7 separate regions of the Homo sapiens genome follow, and regions 2, 3, 4, 5, 6 and 7 are each linked to region 1. A link is a contact called in ENCODE Hi-C or POLR2A ChIA-PET data. All regions are on one chromosome and are shown on one strand. Each heading gives the region's core, a stretch centred on a gene start or an enhancer-like site at or near the end of the contact. The rest is flanking DNA. Distances are from core to core; before and after follow the strand shown. Region 1 overlaps RNGTT (RNA guanylyltransferase and 5'-phosphatase). Region 2 has its middle 23 kb from the start of AKIRIN2. Region 3 has its middle 55 kb from the start of AKIRIN2. Region 4 overlaps LOC101928911 (a long non-coding RNA gene). Region 5 overlaps LOC101928911 (a long non-coding RNA gene). Region 6 overlaps LOC101928911 (a long non-coding RNA gene). Region 7 has its middle 120 kb from the start of SPACA1.

Region 1 (2,706 bases), core at 64-2,563:
ACTTCCCTTTTGGAAATAATAATCTTTGACATTATTTTCAAGGTTAGACATTTGCGTTGAGATCAAAGATAATTTTTTCAAACTTAGCTCTGGCATAAACAATTACATGACTTTAATTGTACTAGGTATAGAAGAAAAAGTATTTTTATAAATAGGCAAAATAAATCATTTTTATTGAGCACATATTATGTGCCTAAGACATATTATACCTTCTAGTGTTTATAGCAGTCTTACTAAGTAAATATTGCTTTTATTTTCATGTGAGAAAATGGAAACTCAGAGAGGTTAAATAACTTGCCCATGGTCATAAATTCAGCAAATGATGGAATTGAGATTAGAACTCAGGTTTTTCTGCCTTTCCAACCCCACCCTTTTTGTTCTTATGACACTGTTCTTGTATAAATATTGCTGACTTACATTTGAGAATGTCAGGTATTTCACGGGAGCCAGCACATGCAAGAGTGCATTTTAAAGAAGAACCTCTATAGAAATGTCAGACTGTATATACTTACTTCAGTTATCCAACATCATCATTTAATGAAGTATTTTCCCTGTAGCTTTTTAAAGCAAGCATTTATGTAAAATTTTCCCTTTGATATGTTAGAAGTATCCCTACCTTCTTAAAGTGTTCTGTAATTTATATAACATTTATTTGGGGTATCATATTAGGCTCTTGCTGTGTGCTTTAATAAGGCAGTGGCCTCAGGATTTGTTAAATGTCCTTAAGTCAGTTACTGCCTTGAAAAGTGGTCCATGATTAGTATATTTTTGTAGTTAGTGATTTGCTGTCAGCTGTCATTTCTCAAGGTCAAATTCTGGCAGTTCCTTGCATCCTATTATATACATCCATAAGCTTTGACCTGTGAGCCTAAAGGTATCTCTACACCCTCCTGGAGAAAGATATAGTACTTTGATTCACTGACATTACATTCCTATTTTCTCTCTCTCTCTCTCTCTCTCAAATGACAAGGTAGCTAATTCTTCTGTGTGTTCCTTAAGGCACTATTAACACTCTAGTAGTGCCAGTGTTTGTATGTTTAAAAGACCTACAGACTTACTTTTTATTTCTTTTAAATACATATACTTCTCCTGTGATCGTAAATATTTGAATGTGATGCTACTGTATACTGGCTGTGTATGTGTGAATACAGCCAAGATGACAAAAAGCAGCTGCAGTTATGCTCAGAAAGAGTGTTGTTTCATTTACAGTGGTTTCTTTTCTTCAATGAGTCTGCTGCCTTTACTCAAAAATCTCCCTTTCTTCACTGTGGCAGCAGCTGGAGTCTTTGTTACTGTCACTCACAGCCATACCAAGTGATGAAAAACAGGTTTGAAACTTAAAATACTTCTCTTTCCAACTTAGCTTGTACTCATTGTAAATTCAAGTCTCTCCACCCAAATGACTGAATCAGTTCTGCTTTCTATTTTGTCTGTCAGTGCTTTACTGGAATTTTCACTTTTGTCTTAGCAGTAATAGTGTAGTGTGATTTATAATCCACATTCCTCTATTAAGTCATTCTGCAGATTTAGATCCTTTGCTTGTCTCTACAGCACGGAGCTCATCTGTGGTACCTGAGTGTTTATGGTATATAATCATGCTTACAGTATATTTCAGCTTCACCATGGTTATTTTTTTTTTTTTTTTTTTTTAAGACAGAGTCTCACTCTGTTGCCCAAGCTAGAGTGCAGTGGCGCCATCTCAGCTCACTGCAACCTCCGCCTCATGGGTTCAAGTGATTCTCCTGCCTCAGCTTCCTGAGTAGCTGGGATTACAGGCGCCCGCCACCGTGCCTGGCTAATTTTTGTATTTTTAGTAGAGACAGGGTTTCACTATCTTGGCCACTCTGGTCTCAGACTCCTGACCTTGTGATCCACCCGCCTTGGCCTCCCAAAGTACTGGGATTACAGGCATGAGCCACCGCACCCGGCCGGTCGTCTTAACACAGCAGTATTAATATGAACTGGGAGCTTTTTATCCAACTGGAAACATGGTAATGGCAGATTCTAGGGAGTCTCATAGAAGAAATACATTATTAGGTATGAAAATAACCCAAGCAGCTTATTATACTATGCAGAGGAATCTCTTAAAGAATAGTTTCATCTACTTCTTTCCATTAATAGGGACCTTATCCAAATTTTTATTTTGGGAGCTTACAACATAAATATATAGTGTTAAGTTCTCCTGAATATACATGTAATACATATTCAGAAATAGGTGAACTGTAATGTCACAGCTTTGTCATGGTCATTTGTAACTGGAATAATAATATGCAGATGACTCTTAATTCTTCACCTCTAATCCTCAATCCTCATTCTTTTTTAAAACCTCAGTTTTGAATCTTCAGCTGCCTACTGGGCAGTTAAATTGACAATTTCAACATCACCTCAGATCCAGTTATTTTTGTTGCTCTTTTTTTTTTTTCTTTTCTTTTTTTTTTTTTTGAGACAAGGTCTCACTCTGTCACCCAGGCTGGAGTGCAGTGGTGTGATCATAGTTCACTGCACTATCTCCCAGGCTCAAGAGATCTTCCTACCTTAGCCTCTCGAGTAGCTGGGACTACAGGCACATGCCACCATGCCTGGATTTTTTTTTTTTTTTTTTGTAGAGACAGGGTCTCGGTATGCTGCCTATGTTGGTCTCAAACTCCTGAGCTGAAGTTATCCTCCCACCTTGGCCTCCCAAAGTGCTGGGATTACAGGCATGAG
Region 2 (2,706 bases), core at 137-2,636, 920 kb after region 1:
GGCCAATAAATCACTTTTAAGACTTTTTTTTTTTTTGAGATGCAGTCTCACTCTGTCACCCAGGCTGGAGTGCAATGGCACAATCTTGGCTCACTGCAACCTCCGCCTCCTGGGTTCAAGCGATTCTCCCACCTCAGCTTCCCAAATAGTTGGGATTACCGGCACCCGCCATCATGCCTGGCTAATTTTTTGGTATTTTTGTGGAGATGGGGATTTCACCATGTTGGCCAGGCTGGTCTTGAACTCCTGATCTCAGGTGATTCTCCCACCTCAGCCTCCCAAAGTGCTGAGATTACAGGCGTGAGTCACCGTGCCCGGCCCACTTTTGTCTTTCAGCCTAATGTAAAATCATGAATATAGGTATATTGTTCAAGATTTTTGGTTGTGGCTGGGCATGGTGGCTGACGCCGGTAATCCCAGCACTTTGGGAGGCCGAGGTGGGTGGATCACCTGAAGTCAGGAGTTCGAGACCAGCCTGACCAACATGGTGAAACCCAGTATCTACTAAAAATAAAAAAATTAGCCTGGTGTGGTGGTGTGCACCTGTGGTCCCAGCTACTCAGGAGCCTGAAGCAGGATAATCGCTTGAACCCGTGAGGCAGAGGCTGCAGTGAGCCAGGATCGCACCACTGCCCTCCAGCCTGGGTGACAGAGAGAGACTCTGTCTCAAAAAAAAAAAAAAAGATTTTTGGTTGCAAACAACAGAATCCACTCTTGCTAGTTTAAAAATAAAATGAACCGGGCGTGGTGGCTCACGCCTGTAATCCCAGCACTTTGGGAGGCCGAGGTGGGCGGATCATCTGAGGTCAGGAGTTCAAAACCAGCCCGGTCAACATGGTGAAACCCCATCTCTACTACAAATACAAAAAATAAGCTGGGCGTGGTGGCTTGTGCCTGTAGTCCTAGCTACTCAGGAGCCCAAGGCAGGAGAATCACTTGAACCAGAGAGGCAGAAGTTGCAGTGAGCTGACATCACGCCACTGTACTCCAACCTGGGTGACGGAGTGAGACTCCGTCTCAAAAAAAAAAAAAAGAAGGAAAATAAAATAAATTGAAAGTATTAAAGGGTATTAGATAGCACATAGACTGTCTGGAAGGGCCAGAGAATCATGTTCTGGGCTACTTGGCAGGAAGTTATATCCAAATCATACTGCTGGACTGTTATAGAAGAGAACGCCGCTGGCGTTGGCACTGTGGCTGCACTAACTCTCTGCTGGGGATACCAACACTGGTGCTGGGCCATTTCTGTGCCACTGGCAAGCTCCATAGCTTCACCAGAAAACAGATTCTGCATGACACCTGCTTTCTCATGGTTTTTTCTTCTGCATTCAGTGTTGCATGGCTACATCTGATTGCAGAAACTAGGTCACATGCTTGCATCTTGGCCGCAAATAAGACTAGAATAGAGAGTTCTAGTTTCACCTTGAAAAACAGAACTCAAAATATAGAAATTCCCTTGATATTGGAAGGGCTTTTAAGAGATGATAAGAAGCCACAAACATAAAAAGTGTCTGCTAGGGCAGGCACAAAATGATTAGGCCACCAAACCCTTGAAAAGCAGCAGGAGGCCTCTGTTTGCAAGGAGACTTCTGTTCATGATTGGAACAGAAAACAGCCATAAAAGGATTTTTCTGTAACAAAAAAAAAGTCTTGCAGGAGGCACTCAATCTATAAATTGTTTTTTTCCCACCAAATGCAAGGAGAGATTCAAGGTCTCTCCCTCACACCTTGGCTTTGGCAGGTATTCCCAGAAGCTTTGCAGACATTATTAGCACACTGGAGGACAGTCATATCTCCACCTTGACACAGATTTGGAAAAGAGTAGGCAGAAAAAAAATGAAAGCAATTTAAATGTAGTTCTTAACATTTGTGTGGTGCAAAGCAAAAGATCTCCATACCAGAGTTTAAGTAACTGCAGACAGAGAGACTGAGAACTCTATAATCAGTGGGTCCCATCAGTTGAGAGTGCTATGGACCAGCACAGAAGTAGATCAGCAAAAGGCACAGAATCTGGACAATATAGGAACAAATTCTGGAACTGAACTAGGACAGTGACATTACCTTAGCCAAAATCCTCTAAGGCAGAAATGCTCAATAGATTTTATCTTACGTACCAAGATCTATGGTTGTGGCAACCTCAGTTACCTTGTTAAAGACTACCAAGAGGCTGGGTGTGGTGGCTTACGCCTGTAATCCCAGCATTTTGGGACGCCGAGGCGGGCAGATCACCTGAGGTCGGGAGTTTGAGACCAGCCTGACAAAATGGAGAAACCCCGTCTCTACTAAAAATACAAAATTAGCTGGGTGTGATGGCGCATGCCTGTAATCCCAGCTACTCAGGAGGCTGAAGCAGGAGAATCGCTTGAACCCAGGAGGTGGAGGTTGTGGTGAGCGGAGATCACGCCATTGCACTCCAGACTCCAGCCTGGGCAACAAGAGCGAAACTCTGTCTCAAAAAAAAAAAAAAAAAGACCACCAAGAAAAATGTCCTTATGTAAACCCATTTTCACATGGTTGATACTTATAAGGTTGATACTTACAATTTCGTATTCTACCTTTTTCCTCATTCATTGAATCAAAAACGTCTTTTCATGTTGTTTAATCTTGTTAATTATCCCTTTTAACATCTGCATAGTATTCCACCAGCTGATGCACTCTAATTTACTCAACTATTTCTCCATTATTTTATACTAGGATTAGCTCTAA
Region 3 (2,706 bases), core at 65-2,564, 880 kb after region 1:
TTGTATTTTTAGTAGAGATGGGGTTTCACCATGTTGGCCAGGCTGGTTTCTAACTCCTGACCTCAGGTGATCCGCCTGCCTTGGACTCCCAAAGTGCTAGGATTACAGGCGTGAGCCACCGGGCAGAAGTGTATGTTCAAACAAATACATCTTCAGAGTTAACAAAAGAAATATAAGCATGAATTTGCTCATAAATATTTCCCATTTCCTGACCTTCCTATAATTTGGCTTTCACTTAGGTTTTTAATTCTAATACAGAGAGTGCCAGGCACATAGGAAGCAAACAAAAATATATTGAAATGAATGATGTCATCCATGTTGAGCCAAACATATTATGTATATAATTAATAATAGCATGAGTTAAATTAATAAGACAGAGAAATGGTCAAAAAAAAAAAATACCATGGCTGGTCACAGTGGCTCACCTGTAATACCAGCACTTTGGGAGGCTGAGACGGGCGGATCACTCAAGGCCAAGAGTTTGAGACCAGCCTGGCCAATATGGCAAAACCCCATCTCTACTAAAAATACAAAAATTAGCCAGGTACAGTAGCACACGCCTGTAATCCCAACTACTAGGGAAGCTGAGGCAGGAGAATCATTTGAACCTGGGAAGCGGAGGTTGCAGTGAGCTGAGATCACACCACCACACTCCAGCTCAGGTGACAGAGTGCAAAACAAAAACAAAAACAAAAAAGGCCGGGCGTGGTGGCTCACTCGTATAATGCCAGCACTTTGGGAGGCAGAGGCTGGCAGATCATCCGAGGTCAGGAGTTTGAGACCAGCCTGGCCAACATGGCAAAACTCTGTCTCTACTTAAAATACAAAAATTAGCTGGGGCATGGTGGCACACACCTGTAATCCCAGCTACTCGGAAGGCTGAGGCAGGAGAATCACTTGAACCCAGGAGGCAGAGGTTGCAGTGAGCCGAGATCACACCACTTGCACTCCAGCCTGGGCGACAAGAGTGAAACTCCGACTCAGGAAAAAAAAAAAAACAGCATCATAAGCACAGCTCATTCCTAAAGGAAAAGATCACCCCTAATTTGAAAAGGTTTCTGGGCTCATTATCTTACTTTTCTTAGCTCATCATACATGTGCAATGTTTGGCCACCCTGTACATTAATCAGCTCTTACAACATCCCTGTGAAATAAGTAGATGAGGAGTATCATTAGCTCCATGTGGCAGATGGGGCAAACCAAACATGTGGAAATTAAATGACTCACCTAAAGCCACCCAGAAGCCAATGGAGGAAGTGAGATTAGAACCCACAAGCTTCTGCTTTCTGTGCAACCAACCCACAGTCCCCCATTGTGAAGCTGAGCTTGCTCCCAGATTGCCACCTGAGACGCTGGTCCTACTTAGTCACTAATGAGCAACATCCTTGCTCTGGGTGCCAGGGTGGAGAGAGAAGGCACCCGAGCCATGTTTCCTATCCTCAGAGAAAGAAAAATATCCAAACATCTTTAAACTTAAGTTTATTTTTCCCTTCTCAGTACGTAGATAAATAGTAAGTAATTTGAGAAGAAGCTTTATCTTAAAGAAAAATAAGAGATTCAAAGGACAATTGCAATGGGCCTTTTTCAGATTAAAGGGATCTAAAACATTTCTGTTCAATGAGCTTGAAATGAAGTTCAAATTCAGTTCATAAGCTTATCTCCAAATTTCATTTTTTAAAGTACCTCAAACATAAACTCCCACTCAACTCGATCAAAAGCCTCTCCTGCTTCAAGAGACAGAGCAACAATCAGCCCCCTTGTTCATTTAGCCAAGTCAGTGTTCTTAATCAGCATAAAAAACAACAGGAGCCAACGGGTGGTTTTTTAATAAAAAGTGGTTTGATGAGGCTCCAGGCTGGTGGCAGCATTCTCAGCCCAGAAAAATATGAGTCGGGTCCTCAAACACGCAAACAGGCCCAAGAACAGGGACCCACTCCAATAGCCGATATTTATTCAAGCCTCAAACCCTCTATTATGTACTAACTTCCACCTCATCTCCCTGCTTCTCCCTGCTCAGCATTCCACATTTCCCACCCTCGTTTGGATCAAGGTTCAGTGCCCCCTTTCTCACTCCCAAAAATATGTCATTTGGAATTTTCTTCCCTTCCCTTCCCTCTCAGCAATTTGGTGCTAAAGCCTTTAGGTGGGGCAGAGCAGGATAACATCTGTGACTAATGAGGGAAGCCACCGTGGTCCAGAGCTGGGTGTTGGAGCCCCAGCAGGGTGAGAAAAGTGTCTGCACAGGAGGGCTGCTTGCTGTGTGGTGTCAGAGACTGAACAGGATAGGACAGTGTTCCTGCAGGGGCAGCCTGGCTTGGGGTGGCAGAATCCCAGTGGAGTGAAGAGGGTGTCCCCATGGAAGGGTGGCTGGGTATAAAGTTTCAGAGTCCAGGTAGAGTGGGAGGACATTCCCAGGATAAGAGCACAGAAGGAGAATAGGACACTAGTTACAAAGAGGAGATTAGTCAAATAAGTAACTTATTAAGGATAATGAAAGCCAGGTTTCCCATTGTTGGAGGAGGGAGTCACAAATATTGAAACAGAAATCTGGAATGAACCCTGTAGTTGTCCAGTTGAAATTGGAAGTATCTAAATGATGTTATGGTCTTCAATATATTTATATAGATATAGGAATAAATATAGCAATGTGTGCATGCATACATACATACATATTGTAGAAGGTAGAATAGTAGACCCCCAAAGATT
Region 4 (2,706 bases), core at 134-2,633, 850 kb after region 1:
CTTCAAGATCTATACACAAACCTGTTCATTTCAACATTATTTATAAAAATGGTTTCTAGTAGCACACCCAGATATTTGGATCTTACCAAATACCTTGCAGCAGAGCTATATGGAGATGCAAATATTTTCACCAAATATTATTGAAAACATTTCTCATGTGGTCCATTTTTAATTATAGAAAGCATAAATACATATTTAAATGTGTTGTAGGATATTTCACAAAATGTTAACATGACCCTGGGCAAGGAAAAATCATGGGTGATATATTTTTCATCAATAGTCTGTATTTTATGTATTTTTTCCCAAAAATGGACATGCATTTTAACTGTATAAAAAATTCAAGGCCGGGCACAGTGGCTCATGACTGTAATCCCAGCACTTTGGGAGGCTGAGGGGGGTGGATCACCTGAGGTCAGGACTTCGAGACCAGCCTGGCCAACATGGTGAAACCCCATCTCTACCAAAAATACAAAATTAGCCGGACATGGTGGTGCGTGCCTGTAAACCCAGCTACTCAGGAGGCTGAGGGAGAAGAATCATTTGGACCCAGGAGGTGGAGGTTGCAGTGAGTCGAGATCATGCCATTGCACTCCAGCCTGGGCAAAAAGCGAATCTCCACTTTAAAAAAATAATAATAAATATAAATAAATACATACATACATACACATCTTTAAATGGAAGAAAAAGTAAAATCGGGGCAGAGTGGGGGTGTGACAGGGAAGGGGTGTATGGAGGAGGGATGTGTTCTGGGAGCTAGAGATGCTCTATTCTTGATCAGAATGATAGTCATCAGGGTGTTCCCTTCATTCTGCTGTACATTTATTCTCTAATCTTTTCAGTCACTCTACCATATTTCACAACTTTTAAAAAGGGGAGGGGGTTAAAAAAAGAAAAGTCTGAGAATTTTAACACAAGCTAGGGGAAACTGTAGTTTCAAAGAAAAAAAAAAAAAAGGAAGAAGAAGAAAAGCCTGTTCAGTTGCTGCAATGCCTAATAAAGCTGCAAATACAGCCCAAACCCACAGGCTGTCAGATTCACAAAGTGTGAATGTAATGTAGGCAGGGGAGATGAAGCATTGAGTTATGTTTCTCACTCACACACACACACACACACACACACACACACATGAAAATCTGTCCTTCTGGCCGCCCACCCTTCACCTAATCAGCACCAGTCTAGGCTGCTCAGTGGTGTGTATTCTCACCAAGGTGCTGCCCAGAAGATCCACCTTGCTCAGGGAAGCGTAGTTGGTCCTGTTCCCTTTCACTTTTGCTGGTGCCAGAAATCCTGACAGAAGCAACAGTCTCTATGGTGCCAGAAGAGGAGGCTGTAGCGCTGCCTGGAGACAAACCCTTGCAGAATATATGCTTCCAATTGGAACATGTTGCTTTTAGAGCCTCAGGGCCCTGCAAGGGCAGGATGTGCCGCTCTGATTCCCAGTGTGTGACAGCAGGGGATTCCTCCCAGTTATTCTCAGAGTCAGGCTGTGGTTTGTACTTTCTTTTTTTTTTAGAGACGGAGTCTCGCTCTGTTGCCCAGGCTGGAGTGGTGCAGTGGTGCGATCTCGGCTCACTGCAACCTCCGCCTCCCGGTTTCAAGTAATTCTCCTGCCTCAGCCTCCTGAGTAGCTGGGACTACAGGCACACGCCGCCATGCCCGGCTAGTTTCTCTTGTCTTTTAGTAGAGAGGGGGTTTCACCATGTTGCTCAGGCTGGTCTCAAAACCCTGAGCTCAGGCAATCCGCCCACCTCGGCCTCCCAAAGTGCTAGGATTAGAGGTGTGAGCCACTGCACCCGGCCGGTTTGTACTTTCTATCAGATCATTCAACTAAACTTTGTGACACCGCAGATAAAACAAAGCAGATTAATGTCGCTGATCCAAAGAGCCAGGTTCTGCTGCACTTGGACCCAATGGGACCCGAAGAGGCTTCGGCTCTCCAGCAAAGATTGGGGGAGCCAGGTTTGTCCTCACCCGTAGTTCAGGGATGGTGTTGGGTAATTTTGATAAAGTACCCCTTCCTCATAGAAGCAAAAACTCCTTTCTGTTATTTTTTCTTTTAACTTCCAAATTAAAGACACCAACATGTTGTAACAAACAACATAGAACATCCTTTAATCCAGTAAGGGGCACTGCCAACCATGAAGAAGGTCAGTTCACAAGCAGACACATAGGGCATAGACATGGCCTTCCCGTTGCAATCTTGGTTCCACCTCTCATGGTACCTCACGCTCTCTGTCTTGTGTTGTAACTATCTGTGCACTTACCATTGACTTTATCTCCTCCATTACTGGGCTGCAGGCTCCCAGAGGACATAATCCGTGTACAATGGATTTACCTTTGTTTCCTCCCTGCCTGGCATAATGCCTTGTAGTCAGTAGCTCCTCCAAATGTTTGTAGAGAAGAAGAAAGGGAATTAGCATGCCTTAATCTCTAAGCTGTACCAGTTACTATACATATGCTTAATGTATATGATCATATTTAACTCGTAAAACCAGCCTCCAAGGTGTTATTATTACCATTTTATAGAAATGGTAAAGAAACGGAGGCTCAAAAAAGTTAGATGCCTGCTTAAGATCACTGAGCCAGTTAGAGTGAGAGATGGACTTGAGTCTAGAACTGTCCCTCTGCCAAATTCCTGCTCTTATTTCTTCATTAACGAGTGAATGAATGGGGGTTAATGATACCTGTGCGATGAGTCATCCCCAG
Region 5 (2,706 bases), core at 101-2,600, 810 kb after region 1:
TGGTGGCTCATGCCTGTAATCCCAGCACTTTGGGAGGCCAAGGTGGGAGGATCACCTGAGATCAGGAGTTTGAGACCAGCCTGACCAAGATGGAGAAACCCCGTCTCTACTAAAAATACAAAAAGTAGCCAGGTGTGGTGGTGGGCACTTGTAATCCCAGCTACTCAGGAGTCTGAGGCAGGAGAATCACTTGAACCTGGGAGGCAGAGGGTGCAGTGAGCCAAGATCATGCCACTGCACTCCAGCCTAGGTGACAGAACGAGACTCTGTCTCAACAAAAAAAAAAAGAAAAGAAAAGAAAAATAATCTAACCGGAATAGCCAATAAACCCTGGAAAGTGTTCCCTTGGAAGGTTTTGAAATCTCCCTTCTTGGATATCTTTTATAATCTTCCTACAGCTCTTAATATTAGGTTGGTATAAAGTAATGGCAAAATCTGCAATTACTTTTGCACCAATCCAATACTGTTTTTTTGAAATATCTAAAAAGTTCAAATTTTAAACTATAAACCTTCAAATAGCCCAAAGCCCAAATAACAGAGATGAAACTTGATTCTGACGACTTTGGTGAGCCATGAGACTCTAGGGTCATGAGAACGGGGCCAATTGCCAACAGGCCACCAGAAGAGAAAGTGGTTTACCTAGCTGAGTATCTCCCATTCTTGGCCAAAAAGGAGGCTGAGACACTCTGGGGCCTGAAAAATTGGAATTTCTATGTGCAGTAAATCCTTCTGTTCCCTGGCACCCTTTAGCAGATTGATCTGCCTGTATATTGATGTTTTGGGTGCCATCCTGACCTTTGGAAAGGATGTCAATAGTTGGGGGTTAGTCCAATAGATGAGAGTGTTCTGGAACTGGCAGCTTTCTTTTGTGTGACTGGAGCCTCTGGAACTGGAGGCAGCAAAGGTAGCTGACAATGTAATTTATCTACATTTCACCTGGAAACAGTAACATGTCTTTGAGCTCCCTGGAGACCCTAGTCTGGAAAAAGGCCCAAGATACCTGTCAGACCAAACAATGCCTATCATATTTTATTACATGGCATGAAACGTAAGACTTTATGCTCCATTAGCAGAAGGTTTCATTTTCACTCCAGGAAGGTAGTTCAACATTACAACATCTTATCTTGTTCTTTCTTGTGTTTTTAATATAAACGGCCTTAAAATTTCCCACTTCATCCCCTACACCCACTGCCCCAGGCATCTAGAAGCTATATTATCAGATTTTACAGTCTGAGATAATGTGTCATTGTGAGATTCCCAATATATACGTGGTGTGTATTTTTTAAAAAAAATAAAACTACGGCCTGATAAAAAGAAGAAGTTTGCTCTCTAGTGGCTGACTTATAAAAGGCTCTGAAAACCACACAATAGGTTATCTTAGAAAAGGAGGACGTCTAACAGCGATATCTATGTAACAAGGTCTGAGTAATCATTTTGTTTTTATTGATTTTTTAAATTTTCTTTACACTGAAAAACTACATGATAGCAACTATTTGTGGATAGCTTTTCCTATTAAAAAATTTTATATCATTAAGCTAATTTCAATTCTAAATTCTGAGAGCAGCAATTAGGTTTCTGGTGTTATATTAGCCTACCGTACCTTTAGAAAGCTCTATGGATTGGTTTAATACTGTATCATTAATGTCTATTACAGACACATTGCTAAATAATATAATATCATTAGAGCTTTTTAAGCCATTTTTAGCTCTTTGCAGAAAGATTATATAAATTCAGAGAGAAACAGTATAATTATGAATATGATCCTAATTAATATCATTTTATTATTCCTTTTTCTACAGAAACTAAATTTATAAAATTTTACTATGATATGAATTATAAAGCAAGGAAAAGATTTATCCTGGGTGCTTTTCTTTTTAGCTCCCCCTTCCCCACTCTGTTTTACTTTCCCATTTTATTCTCCCACAAATCCATTCCTTTCTCCCCAAGTCTATACTATTTTTTTCACTCTCTTCAGTATCCTTCATCAGATAGTAGAAAACTGACAACATCACTGGTCCCTGAAGTTCCAGCCTTTGTTTCAAAAAAAAAAAAAAGAAGAAGAGGTTACCTAGGAAGTTTTCTACCTCCTGCACAGTAACAAATACTTTAAGGAATTTTCAGATCCATAAATATTTTTATTCTTACTTTATCTGTGGGAAAGAAACCATATAGCATAAAAGAGGCTTGAGCTTTTCAGGAGGTCAGTACTACAGCGGAAATAATGCACTAAAGAATGCAAAGAAGAGGGTTTTATGGGCTCAGGGACGCGGACATGGGGCAGTGCAAAAGGTTATTAAGAAAGGGAGTGATGCAATCTGATTTACATTTTTGAAAATTATTCTGGATGCTGTGTGGAGGAAGTACCATAACAAGCACAACAGTAGAAACAGGGAAACTTCTTTGGAAATGACTGTAGTCTTACAGGCAATAAAATATAGTTGCATGGACAAGGGTGATAACAGTAGTATTGTAAAAAGGGAATGGGGCCAGGTGCGGCAGCTCAAGCTTGTAGTCTCAGCACTTTGGGAGGCTGAAGCAGGTGGATCACTTGAGCCCAGGAGTTCAAGACCAGCCTGGGCAACAGAGAGAAACCCCATCTCGACAAAACACAAAAAAATTATCCAGGCATGGTGGTGGGCCCCTGTAGTCCCAGATACTCAGGAGGCTGAGGCAGGAGGATTGCTCAAGCCCAGGAGGTGGAGGTTG
Region 6 (2,706 bases), core at 86-2,585, 740 kb after region 1:
TGCAGCCCCATAGGGGGAGCATCCTAAACACCTTTATGACATCTTTCCCCCTCCCCACCTTAAGTCCAGTTCTGTTGGGTCTTCTTCACCTCACTGTCTGGCCCTCTCTTCGAATACTGAAATGTTTTCCCAATGTCTTCCCTCCTGATTTCTAGGTTGGATCATAAACCTTGCCCTTAGCCCACCCACTCCTGTTTCCTCCTCTACTGCTCTGTTCTCTCCCGTCCATCCCTGAGGGGCTCATTACCCAAGCACCATTTACAATGACAAAGCAAATGCACTGCATTTAGATTGATTTTTGTCTTAGTCAAACTGGGGTACATTTGTAATACAGAAAAGGATTGGTGTGTTTCATCACAAGGAATTAAAGCTATTATCTCACAAATCTGATTGATGTGAGCAGCCAAAACAAATATGTTGAGTAATTTCTTCCCTTACTAACTAGTTCTTTGCTTGAATCTTCCAGTTAATAGTTACGCCTGGCAAATTCTCAAATGGTATATATTATATTCATCCCAGCACTTGCGTTCTGTTTTGGATATGATTTTGAAAGAAGACATCTTAGAGAGTAAATTCTTGAGGAAAGGACATAAATAGATAAATACCAGATATAAATAGATAAACATGAATAAAAATGCATATTTCAGAAACATTGTAAAAAATAACAATAATAATAATAATATAATGGCTGTAATTTTTCAAACATCCTCAGACCACAAAGGTAATGCAGAGGGAAAATAGGCGTATTTGTTTTCCTCTTGCCTTATGGCTGAAAGAGCAAAGCATGCATGATTTTTATGACCTGGCTAGTGATGTGTCCCTTCAGGGAGCTATTAACTCTATCCTTGTAGATGGTGCCTGATCCCCTTCAAAATTAGAAATTGCTTAAAACCAGAAAAAAAAAAAGCATTTCATTCCTAAATAGGCCATTAGTGATATTGGATAGTTTGTTATGCTGTAATGCAATATTGAAATTCCTAGAGGCAATGGATTTTCAGTAGTGAATTAAAAAGACCAAACTAAACCAAGTATTTGAGGAATGAGTGAAAAGAATCTTGGGTAGCTAACTATTTTATAGGTTGTGTGTCAGCAAGTGACCTTTTGAAAATAAAATTATTAACTCTCCCCAGAGAACTAAATGCAAATTGAGCCCAGCTGGATTGTGTGGTAGGTATGAAAACATATCTATTTTGATGCAGGGGAGCAGGGGGTGGACATATATGTCACGAAATGTCAGAATAATGACCATCACCCTCAACAGAAAGTAAGTGGACTAAAAATAGCAACATACAGTTTTGGTTCTTAAAAATTATCAGCAAAGATGCAAAGGGTAATGACAGCAGATGTGTACAGCAGGGTTTTAACCTGAGTATGTGCCTGGACATGCTGTGCTGCCTCACTGCACAGCTAATACAACCTTTGACAACCTTTTCCCAGGAATGCAGAAGTCCAAGAATAATGCACATAAACTAAATAGCATCATTTCGTAGCATAAGTTAAAGGGAAGCTAATTTACTGGCTGCATGTTACAATAGATAAAATGAATTTCATTGTCTCCATGCCTGTACCTATCATCAGGCTTAATGTAAATACCCCTTTGAAGGACTATAGCTATCAGACGTGACATTAGAGTGATTCACAAACAGCTCTAATTACATAAGTACAAAACTATATTGTACTTACAGGCTTGCAGATACTAACTAATTTCTCATCATTTGCATCCAAAAACCCTGGTAAATTCCCTTTTCCTGAATATAGTATCTAAATTTTAAATGTGTAGGAAAAGTCACTATTCTACTAAGTGTATCTTTCAATAGATACTTAATTTCCTTTCTGAAGTTACTGTAATTATTTCAGGAATTGAGCCTTTTTGTCCTAGAATTTTTGTTCTCATCAGGATAGACAAGCTCTCCAAGGACACGCTGATATTTCTCCTGGCTAACCTCTGGGGACATTATCAATGCATGGTACAGTAAGTTAATATTTCACCAAAGGTTAAAAAAAATAGAAGAATACAATTTGAGGAGAGGGGATTGTTAAGAATCATATTCAGGTTAAAATATTACATTCATAGGAACTTTAAAAATTTTAAATCAATATAGATGATTTCAACACAGTATATAAATCAAAGCCCTCCTATTTATTCCCTGGCCTGATTGATAGGGTTTCTCTATTAAAATTGCCCATTCCATCCCAAATATGGATAATATATAATTTGAAGTTGAAATCAGGTCCCTTGAGTTTCTTGAGATTGGATAAATGTCTGCAAACATCAACAAACAGGCCTTAAAGTAAGGCAGTAATCTATAAACCATCCTGATGACTTGTCAATAGGAGGAGGGAGACAGGATGAGACTGTAAACTCAGCAACCTCTTCCTGACCTTAACCCTCCCCCAACCTCTGAAAAGTAATGAGGACTGTTCCTTGAGCCTTTGTTTGAGGAAGCTGAGAATAAGAATTGTGAGCTCCTGTATTCCCACAGAGACTTAAAGTATCCACAACCCCTTCAGTTCAAAATTGCTTTATATTTGGTGACCTGAGGTTCAAGTAGATAAGTTTTGCTACATTCAAGAATGCAGAAATAATTCACCCTGTCACTGCACTGAGCAAGACAACCAACCAGGGCTGGTGTGGCCCAGGAAAGGTCTAGGGAAACAGGGAACCGAGGATGTATTTCAAGGGGGCAGGTGGACTGGGGAACAGGA
Region 7 (2,706 bases), core at 106-2,605, 720 kb after region 1:
AGGTGGCTCTCATAATCCTTCAGTCACAACTCAGAGAATGGAGTGACTGCACAAAGGACCCAGTGGTGACTGGCAGAACCGGTACTGTGAATCAGCTGTCTTTGAGCCTGGAATTATATTCTTCTGGAAATGCCTCTCTTTACCCAGGCCAGGCAGTTCCCAAACAATTCCCCAAAAGACGCCAGATTTGTGAACAGATATTGGTTGACTAAAACATGTTCCCCCTACAGGAAAAACAACTCCAAGTGCATGCCTTAATGACAGTGCTTCTGCAGTGTCCCCGCTGTACCTGGGGACAACATACTATCCACAATGGATAGTATGTACTGAATACCTACTTTGTGCAAGGGACTAAGCTGACAACTCTGTATACAAGAGCTCATTTAATCTTATTATTATTCCTGTTTTATACAAGGTTAAGTAACTTGCCCAAAGTCACAGCCAGAACTGGGACTTAAACCCAGATCACTCAACTCCAGAATCCATGTTTCATGACTATTTTCCTAACCACTGTTTTTCACTGCCTCTCCTTGAGGGAAATAAATCAGTGGGCCCTGGTATCTGAGAAACGCCACCACAAGACAGCCAACCTCAGCGCTTTGTGGATTTCTCTAATTCTAATTTCTAGTCCCTGTTTTTGTCACCTGTGTGAGTGGTAACGGCCTGAAGCACTGGTATTACTAAGACAGGTCCCCCATCCCCTAAGCAATCTTGAGGGCTGTGACGAACTATAGATAAATGAGGGTAGGTTGAGCACTTCGAATTGGAACGCATGAAATTGGTTGGATTTGTAATCAGATGAGAGAAAGCAAAGGCTTTAGGAAAGCCCACTTTTCCCCGTAGTCCCTTCTCATGGCCATGAGGCATCATCAACTCTTAATGGAAAGGGTATAAATGCTGGAGTTGGGCAGACCTCAGGTCAAGCCCTGGCTCCACTCCTGGCCAGCTGAGTGACTTGGGCCAGGTAACTTCATCTCCCTGAGCCTCAGTCTCCTCATGTGTAAAGTATGTGCACCAGTAGCTAGCAGAGGGCTGGGAACACGGATGGAGATGATCCACAGGAAGCACCTGGCACTATGTCTGGCACGTGGGAAAGGATCAAGTACATATTAGCTAAAAATAAAACTGAGAGCATGGTTTCAGGGCCGTTGGGGATTCCCCAGTCACCAGACTGTGACCATCTGCCCCGATGCTGCATGTGGGATCCTCCAGATCCTACACTGGCGTTGCATCCCTGTGTCTGGCAGGACAGGTGGCTTTTCCTAGCCACCTCAGGAGAGTACATTTGTCACCACGGATGCAAACCCTGGAAGCCAGTGCAAGCTGCTTGCTACAGCACTGGTGTGGCCAGGCCCCTGCTCTGCCAGAACTTGCTTCTAGTGAGAAACCTCATTTCTCACCCCATGGTCAGGTGGACTGTGGTGGGAGGAAGAGGTTGGGAGCAGAAAAGGTGACAGTTCTGGTCTCAGAGTTGATGGCTTCAGATCCCGCAGGGGTTCAGATGCCTTCAGATTTATAGGCCCATAACAGCAGAAAGCTGCCTCCTGGCTGAGCCTGGTGCTGCTTTTGGGCCCGGGGGGCTCCTGGCTGATACTGTTTGTGAACCTCTTTATCTCTCTAATGCCATGTTCTCTAAATCTTGGTATTAGAACGATGAGAAAGGGCGGAGGAGGGTGATTCATGCCCTGGTTACACTGACAACGAAATTCATCGAAATCAAATTTCTCCTAAGCATGCTAACAACATCCCGGCTGGTGCCTGCCTCGGCTGTAGGTCTGGGTTTGTTTGGTTTCTACAACAATTTTTCTTTTTAATGTCATTATTTTTATTATTTCGCCTAATGTTTTTATAATGTGCTTACTGTGGAGGTTGTTCCACAGAGCCCGCCAGCTCTCTGGGGATAGGGTGGGCCACGCTTGGTAACCCCAAAGGCTGCTGTTTTGCACAACCCTCCAATCACTGAAGGAAATAGAGTCTTCACCCTCCCCACTTCCCTAGACCTGTCTTGACAAGGAATCAAACACTAACCATAGAATTACTAACCTGTTCAACCCCAGTCTGAGCAAAGCTCCAATATTAACTGATGAACCCAACCAACCCTCCCCTTCTTCCACCCACCTTTTATTCTCCCAGTTAAGCATCTCTGGTTGCATCAGTCCTTTTTTCTATGTCATGGCTTCTGGCTCCACTTCTGCCATCCTGCCCTGGAACATCATCCCCTGCCCTATTTGCCCATATCCCTCTTAAATGTGACATTGATTAAGGGATGAATAAATGATACCACATCCATATTTCTGGAACATTAAGCATTTTAAAATTAATTTTGGAGAGGTGTCAATGATGTATCCTTAAGTGAAGAAAGATGGAGAAAATGGGTTTGTCCACTTTATGAAAAACCAAAAATCCCAACAAAAATCTTATATACTTGTGGGTTTGTTTTGATATGTTTGTCTCAGCATGAGTAACAGCACAGAAGGATACACACCAAGTTGTTAACATGTGTTATCTGTTTTGGGGGATGTTAGAAGGAAGAATTTTTTTTAATATACCTATAATGTTTCATTACCTGCAGTTAACTCTTGTTACTCTGATTTATTTATTTATTTATTTATTTTTGAGACAGGGTCTCACTCTGTCACCCAGACTGGAGTGCAGTGGAGCAATCTCAACTTAGCAGAACCTCAGCCTCCTGGGGCCAAGCAATCT

What was found. Hi-C counts contacts between places; a loop is a spot of excess contacts on that map. ChIA-PET counts read pairs that join two places held with the same protein, here RNA polymerase II (POLR2A). Pooled maps may share reads with other maps.
Region 2: a loop to region 1 is called in a pooled map, with 1.9 times the contacts of the local background. The contact joins two enhancer-like sites. A Hi-C loop is called at or near these places in 2 of 37 single-sample maps with no recorded cell type and 2 of 50 pooled maps.
Region 3: a loop to region 1 is called in a pooled map, with 5 times the contacts of the local background. The contact joins two enhancer-like sites. A Hi-C loop is called at or near these places in 1 of 37 single-sample maps with no recorded cell type and 4 of 50 pooled maps. POLR2A ChIA-PET finds 5 or more read pairs at or near these places in 1 of 52 experiments (GM12878).
Region 4: a pooled map shows a loop between it and region 1 (2.3-fold over the local background). The contact joins two enhancer-like sites. A Hi-C loop is called at or near these places in 1 of 37 single-sample maps with no recorded cell type and 3 of 50 pooled maps. POLR2A ChIA-PET finds 5 or more read pairs at or near these places in 2 of 52 experiments (OCI-LY7 and activated CD4-positive, alpha-beta T cell).
Region 5: a pooled map shows a loop between it and region 1 (4-fold over the local background). The contact joins two enhancer-like sites. A Hi-C loop is called at or near these places in 3 of 37 single-sample maps with no recorded cell type and 2 of 50 pooled maps.
Region 6: a loop to region 1 is called in a pooled map, with 3 times the contacts of the local background. The contact joins two enhancer-like sites. A Hi-C loop is called at or near these places in 2 of 37 single-sample maps with no recorded cell type and 3 of 50 pooled maps. POLR2A ChIA-PET finds 5 or more read pairs at or near these places in 1 of 52 experiments (OCI-LY7).
Region 7: a map with no recorded cell type shows a loop between it and region 1 (6-fold over the local background). The contact joins two enhancer-like sites. A Hi-C loop is called at or near these places in 1 of 168 maps with a recorded cell type or tissue (GM12878), 28 of 37 single-sample maps with no recorded cell type and 6 of 50 pooled maps. POLR2A ChIA-PET finds 5 or more read pairs at or near these places in 2 of 52 experiments (OCI-LY7 and activated B cell).

Annotation. Positions count from the first base shown.
Region 1 is chr6:88,640,283-88,642,988 of GRCh38, reverse strand. The region is part of intron 14 of RNGTT (RNA guanylyltransferase and 5'-phosphatase); the gene reads left to right. Among named protein-coding and RNA genes, the nearest start is that of RNGTT, 320 kb to the left of the region's middle. Within about 2 kb of position 1,313, at least 3 of the 41 ENCODE cell types and tissues checked have a DNase peak (open chromatin) inside an H3K27ac peak, as active enhancers do; they include GM12878 and OCI-LY7, where a contact is called at or near this core.
Region 2 is chr6:87,724,276-87,726,981 of GRCh38, reverse strand. No RefSeq gene overlaps it. Among named protein-coding and RNA genes, the nearest start is that of AKIRIN2, 23 kb to the right of the region's middle. RefSeq lists enhancers at 1,097-1,156, 1,847-1,956. Within about 2 kb of position 1,386, at least 5 of the 41 ENCODE cell types and tissues checked have a DNase peak (open chromatin) inside an H3K27ac peak, as active enhancers do.
Region 3 is chr6:87,755,604-87,758,309 of GRCh38, reverse strand. No RefSeq gene overlaps it. Among named protein-coding and RNA genes, the nearest start is that of AKIRIN2, 55 kb to the right of the region's middle. Within about 2 kb of position 1,314, at least 7 of the 41 ENCODE cell types and tissues checked have a DNase peak (open chromatin) inside an H3K27ac peak, as active enhancers do; they include GM12878, where a contact is called at or near this core.
Region 4 is chr6:87,795,329-87,798,034 of GRCh38, reverse strand. The region is part of intron 2 of LOC101928911 (a long non-coding RNA gene); the gene reads right to left. Among named protein-coding and RNA genes, the nearest start is that of AKIRIN2, 94 kb to the right of the region's middle. RefSeq lists enhancers at 1,109-1,208, 1,163-1,662, 1,663-2,164. Within about 2 kb of position 1,383, at least 5 of the 41 ENCODE cell types and tissues checked have a DNase peak (open chromatin) inside an H3K27ac peak, as active enhancers do; they include OCI-LY7, where a contact is called at or near this core.
Region 5 is chr6:87,830,760-87,833,465 of GRCh38, reverse strand. The region is part of intron 2 of LOC101928911 (a long non-coding RNA gene); the gene reads right to left. Among named protein-coding and RNA genes, the nearest start is that of AKIRIN2, 130 kb to the right of the region's middle. Within about 2 kb of position 1,350, at least 7 of the 41 ENCODE cell types and tissues checked have a DNase peak (open chromatin) inside an H3K27ac peak, as active enhancers do.
Region 6 is chr6:87,903,925-87,906,630 of GRCh38, reverse strand. The region is part of intron 2 of LOC101928911 (a long non-coding RNA gene); the gene reads right to left. Among named protein-coding and RNA genes, the nearest start is that of SPACA1, 140 kb to the left of the region's middle. RefSeq lists an enhancer at 1,178-1,427. Within about 2 kb of position 1,335, at least 2 of the 41 ENCODE cell types and tissues checked have a DNase peak (open chromatin) inside an H3K27ac peak, as active enhancers do; they include OCI-LY7, where a contact is called at or near this core.
Region 7 is chr6:87,924,205-87,926,910 of GRCh38, reverse strand. No RefSeq gene overlaps it. Among named protein-coding and RNA genes, the nearest start is that of SPACA1, 120 kb to the left of the region's middle. RefSeq lists enhancers at 1,201-1,390, 576-1,665. Within about 2 kb of position 1,355, at least 5 of the 41 ENCODE cell types and tissues checked have a DNase peak (open chromatin) inside an H3K27ac peak, as active enhancers do; they include GM12878 and OCI-LY7, where a contact is called at or near this core.